2 separate regions of the Homo sapiens genome follow, and region 1 is linked to region 2. The links are chromatin contacts, found by Hi-C in ENCODE. All regions are on one chromosome and are shown on one strand. Each heading gives the region's core, a stretch centred on a gene start or an enhancer-like site at or near the end of the contact. The rest is flanking DNA. Distances are from core to core; before and after follow the strand shown.

What was found. A loop is a pair of places that touch in the nucleus more often than their neighbours do. Pooled maps may share reads with other maps.
Region 1: a loop to region 2 is called in a pooled map, with 2.7 times the contacts of the local background. The contact joins the enhancer-like site here to the promoter of CHSY3 in region 2. A Hi-C loop is called at or near these places in 2 of 50 pooled maps.

The regions. Positions count from the first base shown.
Region 1 is chr5:131,240,844-131,246,280 of GRCh38, reverse strand. It overlaps a transcript of CDC42SE2 not described here. Among named protein-coding and RNA genes, the nearest start is that of CDC42SE2, 20 kb to the left of the region's middle. Within about 2 kb of position 3,325, at least 5 of the 41 ENCODE cell types and tissues checked have a DNase peak (open chromatin) inside an H3K27ac peak, as active enhancers do.
Region 2 is chr5:129,901,169-129,906,325 of GRCh38, reverse strand. It overlaps CHSY3 (chondroitin sulfate synthase 3), which reads right to left and starts at 1,861. Exons shown (of 3, transcript NM_175856.5): 1 at 695-1,861. The coding sequence starts at 1,496. CHSY3-AS1 (CHSY3 antisense RNA 1) reads left to right here and starts at 399. Exons shown (of 3, transcript XR_002956248.2): 1 at 399-484. RefSeq lists a silencer at 1,494-1,703.

The DNA of each region.
Region 1 (5,437 bases), core at 2,076-4,575, 1.3 Mb before region 2:
TTTCACCATGTTGGCCAGGCTGGTCTTGAACTCCTGACCTCAGGTAATCTGCCTGCTGCAGCCTCCCAAAGCGCTGGGATTGCAGGCGTGAGCCACCACACCCAGCCTGATTTTTTTATAGCCCTGACTAGAAGTCAATAAAATAATATCCTCAAGGAACCCAAAGTCCTCAGGGAAAGAAAGCATGACTCAACAATTTTATGTCCAGTTAAATTGTTTTTCAGGTATAAAAGTAATAGAAGTACAATTCTCAATATGAAAGAATTCAGGCAATATAACCCCTGTGAGTTCTTCTTGAACAAACTACTTGAGGATTTACTTTCAGCCAAGTGAGAGATGGAGAAACTGCAGCAAAAGGACAAAATGTGAAGTATTGAATTCATTTAGCTGTCATAGACTGTAAAATAGACTATATAGACTAAAACAATAGACTAAAATAAAAGTCAAGTTTATGGTTAAAGATAAAACATAAATGTCATAAATTCTGATGTTCAAGGAATGTTACTTTTAATAAAAGTAGAAACAGGAAGAAAAAAGAAGGTAAAGGCTCAAGTAACTTCAAGTAATATGATTAAGAAAATTCATCTGACACTGGGATTTTTAAAGAAGCTCTCCAGGTGATTCTAATATGCAGGAGAATTTAGGCACCATTACATTATGAGAATAACATTAATTACTCACCTGTTTAAGTCCCAGTGAACCATGGTAAGCCACCAAACACTGTTAACTTCTATCAGCCTTCAGAACCCTTTAACTAGACCAGGGGACAGCAGTGTGTGACAACTGGTATGTTAAACATTATGTGAGAAGACTAAGTATTTTTTTTTCTTCTTCTTGGTATGACACATTGTTTCAATGTACAATCTTGGTAAGAACAGGCTGTTCTTGACTATGAACCTGGTCAATTGTTATAGCAATCACCAACAAGGGTTACATTGAATAAACCCAATCAGTATGTCAGTACCCAGAACAGTATCAATTATGGTGACTGACAAAAGAACAGTAGGCACAGCACAGACTAAAAATAAATAAATTAGAAAGCAAACACACCAAAACCCGAAAATAACCACTTGTAAGAGCTGGTATCTAGAAAATTCAAGAATGTTTGTTGCCTCCTCCTTGGGAGAAGTTGGGGACCAGCTCCCAGACATTATCTTTGTCTTTTCTTTCCTGTTTTCATAATTATTTTCTGATTCCATTCTGGGTTTTCCCACCAGTCTATTGGTTGGTTTGTGGATTTGCTCCCATAAGGCCAGCTGCAATTCTGAGCAGCCACTGGTAACCACTATCTTAGCTTTGCCATTACATTTTCTTTGTATACTTCAGGAACAGCTCCTGCTGTCCCTTATCATGATTCCCCCCAGTAATTTTCCCGCAGTAATTCTGAGTCCCCCAACTTCAGCCATAAAAAATACACATTTTCAAGTTTGTTTGTTTTTGCAGTGAATCCACCCCCCTTCAGAGTGATCTGCATATTTTTAATTTTTGAGGGCTGGTGGGCCTTGTTGCTGTGACCTAACCCAACAGGTCTTGGAGCATATTCCTCAGCAGCCCCTCTTTTTTTTATTTTGAGATAGGGTCTCACTCTGTTGCCCAGGCTGCGGTACTGTGGCATGATCTCAGCTCACTGCAACTTCTGCCTCCCGGGTTCAAGCGATTCTCTTGCCTCAACCTCCCGAGTAGCTGGGAGTACAGGCATGTGCCACCATGCCCAGCTAATTTTTCTATTTTTTGTAGAGACAGGGTTTCACCCTGTTGGCTAGGCTGGTCTCGAACTCCTGGCCTCAAGTGATCCACCTACCTTGGCTTCCCAAAGCGCTGGGATTACAGGTGTGAGCCACTGTGCCCGGCCTGAAGATGTTTTTTGTGTGCTTAAAATTGAACATGTTTTCTGCAGTTGAAGTTACAGTGTTCCCCATATGTCCATTAAGTCAAGTTTGCTAACCATATTGTTCAAATCTTCTTTATCTTTTCTGGTATTTTGGGTCTTCTTATTCTATCAGTATTGAAAAAAGTAGATTCATATCACCCACTATGATTATAATTTTGTCTAATCGTATTTGTAGTTACATTTATTTTTGCTTTTTAGATGTTGGGGCCACTTTATGAAGTCCATACAAATTTAGAATTATTCTGTCTTTCTGGTGAATTGGACCTGGGTATTTTATCATTGTGGAATGGTTTTCTATCTCTAGTACTACTTTTTGTTTTAAAGCCTGAAATTATTAAAGCTACATCAGCTTTCTTATGATTAGTATTTGCATGGTCAAAGTTTTTCCATTCTTTTGCTTTCAACTTCAGGATCTTCACTGAAAAAAGTGAGAGTTTACTGAATTCTAATTTGACAGCCATTCTATTGTCTTCTGGGTTCCATTGCTGTTGCTGGGATCTAACTATGGCTCCCTTAAAGGTATAAACTGCAGATATGAGCCTGGGCAGCAGGAATTTCAGCTCAGACAATTCATCCGCTTTCTCACAGACTGAGATTATGAGTCTGCTGGGCTAAATCAGAAGTTACTTTACAAGCAACTTTAAATTTGTATTGAAAACAGAACTTCTCTATTTTCACCAATAATCATTGTTTTAGGAATGACCAAATTCTGAGACCAGGATTGGCTACATAATTTGTAGGGCCCTGTGCAAAATGAAAAATGCAGGGCTGCTTGTTTAAAAATTATTTTACTTTATTTTTTTTGAGACGGAGTCTCGCTCTGTCACCCAGGCTGGAGTGCAGTGGCGCGATCTCGGCTCACAGCAACCTCCACCTTCCGGGTTCATGCCTTTCTCCTGCCTTAGCCTCCCGAGTAGCTGGGACTACAGGTGCCCACCACCACGCCCGGCTAATTTTTTGTATTTTTAGTAGAGATGGGGTTTCACAGTTTCACACTTTAGCCAGGATGGTCTCGAGCTCCTGACCTCGTGATCCACCCACCTTGGCCTCCCAAAGTGCTGGGATTACAGGCGTGAGCCACCGCGCCCGGCCAAAAATTATTAAGAATATCAACTTGGCAATAGCAAAACATTAAGCCTAGTGCAGGGTCCTGTGCAACTGCACATATTGCATACCCATGAGGCTGCCTGTGTGAGAGGGACTATGCTTGCTGAACTCATCTGCACAAATGGACTTATTTGTTCCATTAGGACTGCAGTGAAATTCAAAAGGAAAGAAAAATACAAAAAATGAGTCATAAGATTACTCAAAGATTTCATTTTAGAGGTCCACTGTCCCTAAAAGGACTAAGGATGAGTAAGTGCTTATTGCTCCAGGAAGTTCTCAACAGTTCTGGGATCCTTTACTAGTAATTTGCATGATTGTAAGAACTAGGCTTAGATAATTTCCTAACCAAAAATCAGTGCCCTGTGCCCTTTGTTCACAATGTTGACATGACCAGTATGACTGATACACCACCTCCCTTGAACCTTCTGGGAGGCTTTTCTCAGTGTATAGTTCAGGCACCATTACTTACCCTAGAAAAATGAAGACTACTGCAACTAGAAAGAATCTTGGAGTGTTGGCCAGCATCCAGTAAGAGGTTCTTAGACCAACATAGCCACCTAACCTTTGAATCCTGGCTGCCTGAAATTTTTGGTTACGTTAAAAAATGATCAAACAAGAGCATACATATTAAGTAGCTCCTGTCGTATAGGTGGTGGCTGCCAGAACTTGTGGACAGATGTGATAGAAATGAATTTTTTAATTATATAATTTTGAACTATTTAATTCAGCTAAAATGACACCAGACCCATTTGATGAATAAAAAGATTGCATGAAAAAAAGGAGTCATAAAATTTTAAGAAGAAATGGATAACCTTCTTGCAAACATGAAAACTTTTTCTAGAGAGAATATATAAACAAATGACTTCTTATGATTCTCAGCTGTTGACTTCAGAAGGCCACTTATTCTGATTATAATAAGCAAGCAGAATGTCAGAGATGAAAGGACTCGCTTTTGTTCAATTTACTACAAACGTCACCACTTGTAAGAAGGTAGTACTGAAGCAGAAGGAAAAAAGAATCCAGAATTCAGTTCTGTTTTCTGAACATTTTCTCATGTTTTGGTTTGGTAAAGGACAACTACTACCCGTCCTTTAGATTTCGCTGTGGAAATAATAACTTAGATGAAACAAATGCATACCGGCAAGTAAATAATAGTTGTGTGATGTATGCCTGGAAGAGTATCAAGCCAAAATAAAATTCAGATATCTGATAAGATACCAGGCTTTCATTAGGTGGGGCAAATGAATAGCAATACTATTATTCATTCATTCAACAAATGCTTATTGAATTTTTACCATTTGTCAAGTGGCAAGATAGTGAAAAATAAAAGATTTTTATATATACAATCTTGCATATATGTAATCTATTATATAGAAGATTGCATAATATATATAGTACCAGAGATTAAAGAAAGAGGAAAAAGGCAGGCAAAAGGACTAGGAAGTGGACAGGGGTTAAAATTTTAAATAAGGTGGTGGTCAAGGTAGACTTCACTGAGAAGATGACATTTGAAGAAACGCTTGAAGAAGATGCAGGAATTATGAGAGTTTGAGTGTTTGTGTATATGAAGAGATTGAAGATAAAAGAGAAGAAATCAATAATGGAAGAAAGTCTGGGAGGTGAGAAGGGGGTGAATCAAGGGGTGTAGGCAAAGGGGGTGTGCTCAATAAAGGGGAAAGACAATTCACTTTCTGAGATCAGAGAAAATGACCTAAACATGAATTAAGAGTAAAAGGGCAATTGTAACTTGTTGACTTTTATACAAAGTTAAGGTCATATTAGCAACCTTAAATCCTGTGGGATGTGATGAAGTCTAAAGAAATAGTGATGATAATTAATAGAAAAAAGAAAGGTAAAAATATATAACTTTGAGGCCTGAGGTATAGCATAAGGAAAAACAAGCTTACTTTAGAATAATGCCCGGATAGGTTCAGTGTTTAATAAATTATTATGACAGCTTATAAAGAAAGCACCAAGCAAAATAAGGCCATGACTTTATAACCATGAAAAAAACATAAAACCGCTGGGCGTGGTGGCTCACGCCTGTAATCCCAGCACTTTGGGAGGCCGAGGTCAGGAGATCGAGACCATCCTGGCTAACATGGTGAAACCCCTTCTCTACTAAAAATACAAAAAACTAGCTGGGCGTGGTGGTGGACGCCTGTAGTCCCAGCTACTCAGGAGGCTGAGGCAGGAGAATGGCGTGAACCCAGGAGGCGGAGCTTGCAGTGAGCCGAGATCGCGCCACTGCACTCCAGCCTGGGCGACAGAGCAAGACTCCGTCTCAAAAAACAAAAACAAAAACAAAAACAAAAACAAAAACAAAAACAAAACCCATAAAACCATCTGAAGGAAATTCAGGAAACTAAAGTTATCCACCATACACCAGAAATGTATCATCGATAAACACTGGTCCCCAGCAATGAAACCAAAAATGAA
Region 2 (5,157 bases), core at 612-3,111:
GTTTTATTGAGGTGTGGCGGGGGGATGGGGGACGGCTTGGTGCTGAACTGTAGCGGCTGGAAGGAGCAGCGCGCTGGCACGGTGGGGATGGCCAAGGACTCCCAGTATGTGGAGAGTTGAGCCAAAGGGAAGGGAACACATAGGAAAGGGTCCGGGACAGCGAAGACGATTCCTCAATCTGAGCAGTTCCAAAAGTGCGCTAGATCCAGTTTAAACAAAAGAGCAAGATCCAAAGCCAGAACACTGGATCTCCAGACTAGTTGTAGCTAGCATCCTCCGTCTTCCCTTCCTGAAGACCACGCCCCTCTGGACCGATTGGGGAAACTACCATCAGCAGGGGCTTTCAGAGGAGGGCAGAGTGGGAATGGCCTTTGGTTTAGCTCTAAGGTTCCTTTTCTAACCTCTCCGACGAGGTAAAGACTAAGGGACAAGCGCGAGGCGGCACCGAAAACAGCAAGTGAGGAAGGCGAATAAAGCCAGGCAGGTGTGAGGAGGGTCCAGATTGCAGAAGACGAGGAACGGGCTACGAATTGTGGGCGGATGCAAGGGGTGGGGAGGGCGGGCCAGGGCCTGTGGGAGCCCGAAGCACGTGCTGGCAGAGAAGCAGCGGAGGGGCTGGGCAGGGGCTAGGACCGGTTACAGAGAAAGGAGTCGGGGAGACTGGCAGGCTGGAAAGCCGGCGCAGGGAGGTCACCTTTGATGTAGACATCGTCGTCGGCGCGCATGAACCACTCATACTTGTCCAGGTAGTGGTCGTGCATGTACTTGATCATCATGAAGGACTTTTTCTGGGGAGGATAGGAGTCGTCCACACCCGGTAGCGCGATGACAGGCAGGGGTGGCGGGGGCTGGCCGGCGTTGGGGGGCTGCTGGCTGGAAAAGAACTCCACGCGGCCCGGGATGAAACGCGCCCAGGTCCGCTGCGCGGCCAGCGCGCGGCTGCCCAGGTACTTCTGCGCGGTCATCACCCCCACGTACAGGAAGTCCCGGGGTCGGGCGCTCGGGGCGGCAGCGCCCCCGTCCCCGCTGCCGTTGTGGCTACTCCCCGGCCGGCCGTCTCTCCGCTGCCCAGCCGCGCCCCCGTCCTCCTCCTCGGGCTCCCCCTCGGCCGCTGGAGCACCGGGAAGCCCCGTCGCGCCCTCAGGCTCGCGTCCTCGCCGCCGCTGCTGCAGCGGAGGTGGCTGCTGCCAGGGGCTGCTTCGAAAACTGGTGATCCCGGGTGCTGCCTCGGGCAGCGGTGGCCCCTGGAGATCCTGGCGCGCGGGGGGCGGCGACTGCTCCTGCCGTGGTCGGGACTGGGGCTGGGGGAGCGGCTGCTGAGCGCCGGCGCGGGGGCCAGCAGCAGAGCGACCGTAGTAGGAGCAGAGGCTGGAGCCACGTCTCTTCCTCTCGCTCAGCTCCGCCACCCTGGGGGCGATGAGCCAGGACGCGGCGGTGAAGCCCAGCACCAGCCCTAATGCCACGCTCATCCACGGGCGGCGAGAGCGCACAGCCATCGCGGCTGTCCCGGGCGCGGACGCTCGCTGGGCTGTCGCGGCGCGGCACGCGGTTTCCCCGGCTCACACCCGCCCCTCCTCCGCCTTTGCGCCCCCAGCCGCGGCCGCAGCCGGCCGCCTAGGCGCCGACACCGGCTGGAGGTCGAAGCGCCGCGGACGCCTCGACTGCCGCGGGCTGCAGCTGCCTGCCGGGCTCCCGCTCAGCTCTGGGCCGGGGCTCCGAGCAAGGGTCGGGAGTGAAACTTCTCCCGGCGGCGGCGGTGGCGGCAGCGGCGGCAGCAGCGGCAGCTGGAGGAGCTGCAGGAGGAGGAGGAGGAGCAGCGGCGGCGGCAACGCGTCCGCTCCTAGGCTGCCACCCTGTCAGTGGCGCGCCTGGGCCCTCCCTCCTCCCTCCTTCCCGAGCCCCCGCCCTCACTCCCGCCTCCCGCTCCCCCCGCCGCCGGGCTCCGAGCTGGCCCGGAGGAGGAGCCGCAGGCGGCACCGCTGCCAGCCGGAGAGAAGCGCGGGCCGCGGTATTTCCCCGTCACCCGCCCTTGGACGCCCCCCGTCCGCGCCTCAGTCCAGAGCCGGCCTCCTCTCCGGAAGGAAACGATCCCTGTCGGGCCGCCTCCGGCTTGCAGCGCCGACGCCCCCTCTTCCCTCCTCCCCCAGCTCTTGCTCTTCGTCCCATTTCCCGTCCCGTCCCGCCCCTCCGCTGGCCTCCCGACACTCGTGTCTGGGGGCTCTACTGGCCTCCTCCCGGCGCCTAGGCTCCGCTGACCTCATCGGCGGAGCTCGGGTCCGGGAGCCCCCAGCAAGTTCGTTGCTGTCCCACCGTGCTCTCCTCCCCCGGCCCACAGCCGGGTACGTCCTGGCGTGACCCTTACCACTCTGCCCCGCCCCAGGTCCGCCAGGGCGCCACTCTTCGCGTTTTCCGTCCTTTCCACGTTGTTCTTACCGCTGCCACTCCGCGCCTTCTCTCTCTAGTCGGTCACTTGTCAGGAAACCAAACGTCCCATCCCAGCACCTCTCCTCCCAGCCTAACTTCCCTCCTACCTGCATCGTCCACCAGCTCTCCTCAGTCCTTCACAGAAGCACCATTGTCGTTAGGGTCTCTCCTAAGAAAATCTCTGAGGGATTGGAAATACTTATCCTGAAAGGCTAAGGGAGTTGGTGGTGTGTGGGGGTTCAATCCCCAAAGAACGTAAAAATCCCATGTCCTCCACCTGTTGAGTTGGAAAATGTGGGGCTGCCTAATGGTCTCCCCCTCGGCTCTCCTGATGATATCTGTTCAAGAAATGAGAACTATGGTCTATTTTCAGTCTTGGTAGAAGATTGGCTCAGTGGGACTGGCAAATAGTGGAGAAATGGGCACACATTCACAGGGCCAATACCCTGAAGATCCAAACGAAAGAAATTCTTACCCCCACAAAATAAGTGAACTTAATCAAAAAATAAAATGGAGGATATGATTTTTATTCTTGCCTATGAACCGTTTTATTTTCTAAGGCAAAGACAGGAAAATTTTACCTCTCCAATGAGGGAGGAAAATTGTCCAGCAACAGAATCTCAAAAAAAGTTAAGCTGTATTGGCCAAAATCATTGTGCCTTAGTTACGTTAGGAAGAAATTACCTGAAGGTATATGATTTTTGAAGAAGGGAGCATTAACAAATTTCTCTCTAAAGGTTGTGCATAAAGCTATAGTCTGGGGTGCATTTGGCATCCCAAGTACTTCCTTCTCTTCAAATTTCAGTCTTCTGTTTTAGACATCAAACGCAAAGGGATGGTATTGAATGGCATTAGACATAATGGCTCGATCCAGCGAGGTGCTGGCAGCGTCCCTGGAACACTAGGCCTGCCTGGAGCCTTTGGAGGAATGGTTCTTTCCACACCGGTCCCTGGCTGTGCATGAGCACGTCTGACTAAATGTTTCATCTGCTGGACAATGAAGCTCCTTTTCCATGTCTAGGTTTTTCCCAGAGACACTTGGGAATACAGATTACTGGGCTCTCTCAAAGTTAAATTTTAGTTAGAATACAAAGCTAGTCAAACAGGCCCCTTCTGATTTTTAAATCGTCAAAGGCATTTTAAAATTTCTAGAATAGTACTATTCAATAGAACTTTCGCTATAATGGAAATTTTTTTTTATTTGTGCTGATAAGACAGTAGCCACATAAAATTATGGAGCATTGAAAGGTGACTAGTGTGATTGAAGAAATGAATTTTCATTTTATTTAATTTTAATTACTTTTTATTTAAATAGCCCCATGTGGCTAGGGGTTACCATGTAGGACAGCACATTTACAGAGGATTTCCTATTGCATATGGTCAACAGTAAAGGACAAATAAGTCCACCTACACACCAGTACCCTCTCCCCTGCAGTATTCAACTGGGCTTTATGGTAATGGATGCCATTCATATTGTTGATCTACAAAATCATTAATTCTCATTGGGCATAAATAACCCAATTCATCAACTGTTTGGAATATTTGGAGAGGAAGTTAATTTCATTCACTTATTCAACAAGTGTATATTAGAGATTAAACATTAGACAAGGTGGAAGGCTCTGGACATGGAGATGTCAACAAACTATTCAGTGCTTCCCATCATGAAGCTTATAGTGCATTGAAGAAGACACATTAAACATCACACTAGGAAATGAATTACAATGGTGATAAATGATATGAATAGAAATACAGAGTACTCTGAGAATATTTATAAGAGCATCTAATTTAGTATGGGAGTCAGGGAAGGCACTAGAAAAGATTCAGATAAAATGAAATCATTGAAGTGATATTACATATGAGACAAGTGACCTTGGGCAAGTTGTGAAAATTCTAAGTTTTTGATTTCTCATCTGTAAATTCATTTCTGTGAGGCTTTATTAATATACTATATGAAGTGCTTAACATAATGTTTAGTTCATTGTAAACACTTGGGAAATGTTCTCATTTTCTAATCCCTTCCCTTATGCTAAAACGTCTCTCTCATGGTATCTATCATCTTATTTTTATTACATTTCATCTTTTCATTTATTTAACAGATACTTATTTAGTATGTACTGTGAGGCAGACACTATCACTGAGAAAAAAAACGTAGACAAAACAAAGTCCTGACTTCATGGGACTTGTATTCTAAGAGGAGATTACACACACACACACACACACACACACACACACACACGCATGCATGTGTGTATATGAAGTATTTTTACATATAAAGAAATATCTGTAATATGTCGGTGTAAGTGTTTATTTAAAAAAAAGAGAAGGATAGTGAGTGTATTATGTGTTGGGTGAGGCCACTTAAAACTGATACGTCAGGAAAGTTCTTTCTGATACTTTTAGCAGAAAACAGAAAAAAGTGAGGAAACTAATCCTGAAGATATCTGAAATAATACTTTTCAAGGAGAAGGAGTAGCTAACACAAGTCTTTGACACAGACATGGCATATTGAGACGCAGCAGAGGCCAAAGTAGATTGGAAAAAGGAGGAAGCGGATGACTTGTTGATAATTTAGGTCAGTGCTGAATAGAATTATAATGTGAGCCACAACTGCAAGATATATAATTTAATTTTTTTCTAGAAGCCTCATTTAAAAACAGGTGAAATTGATTTTCATACTTTTTATTCAACTTAATATACCCAAAATATCGGGAGATATTTTACATCCTTTTTATT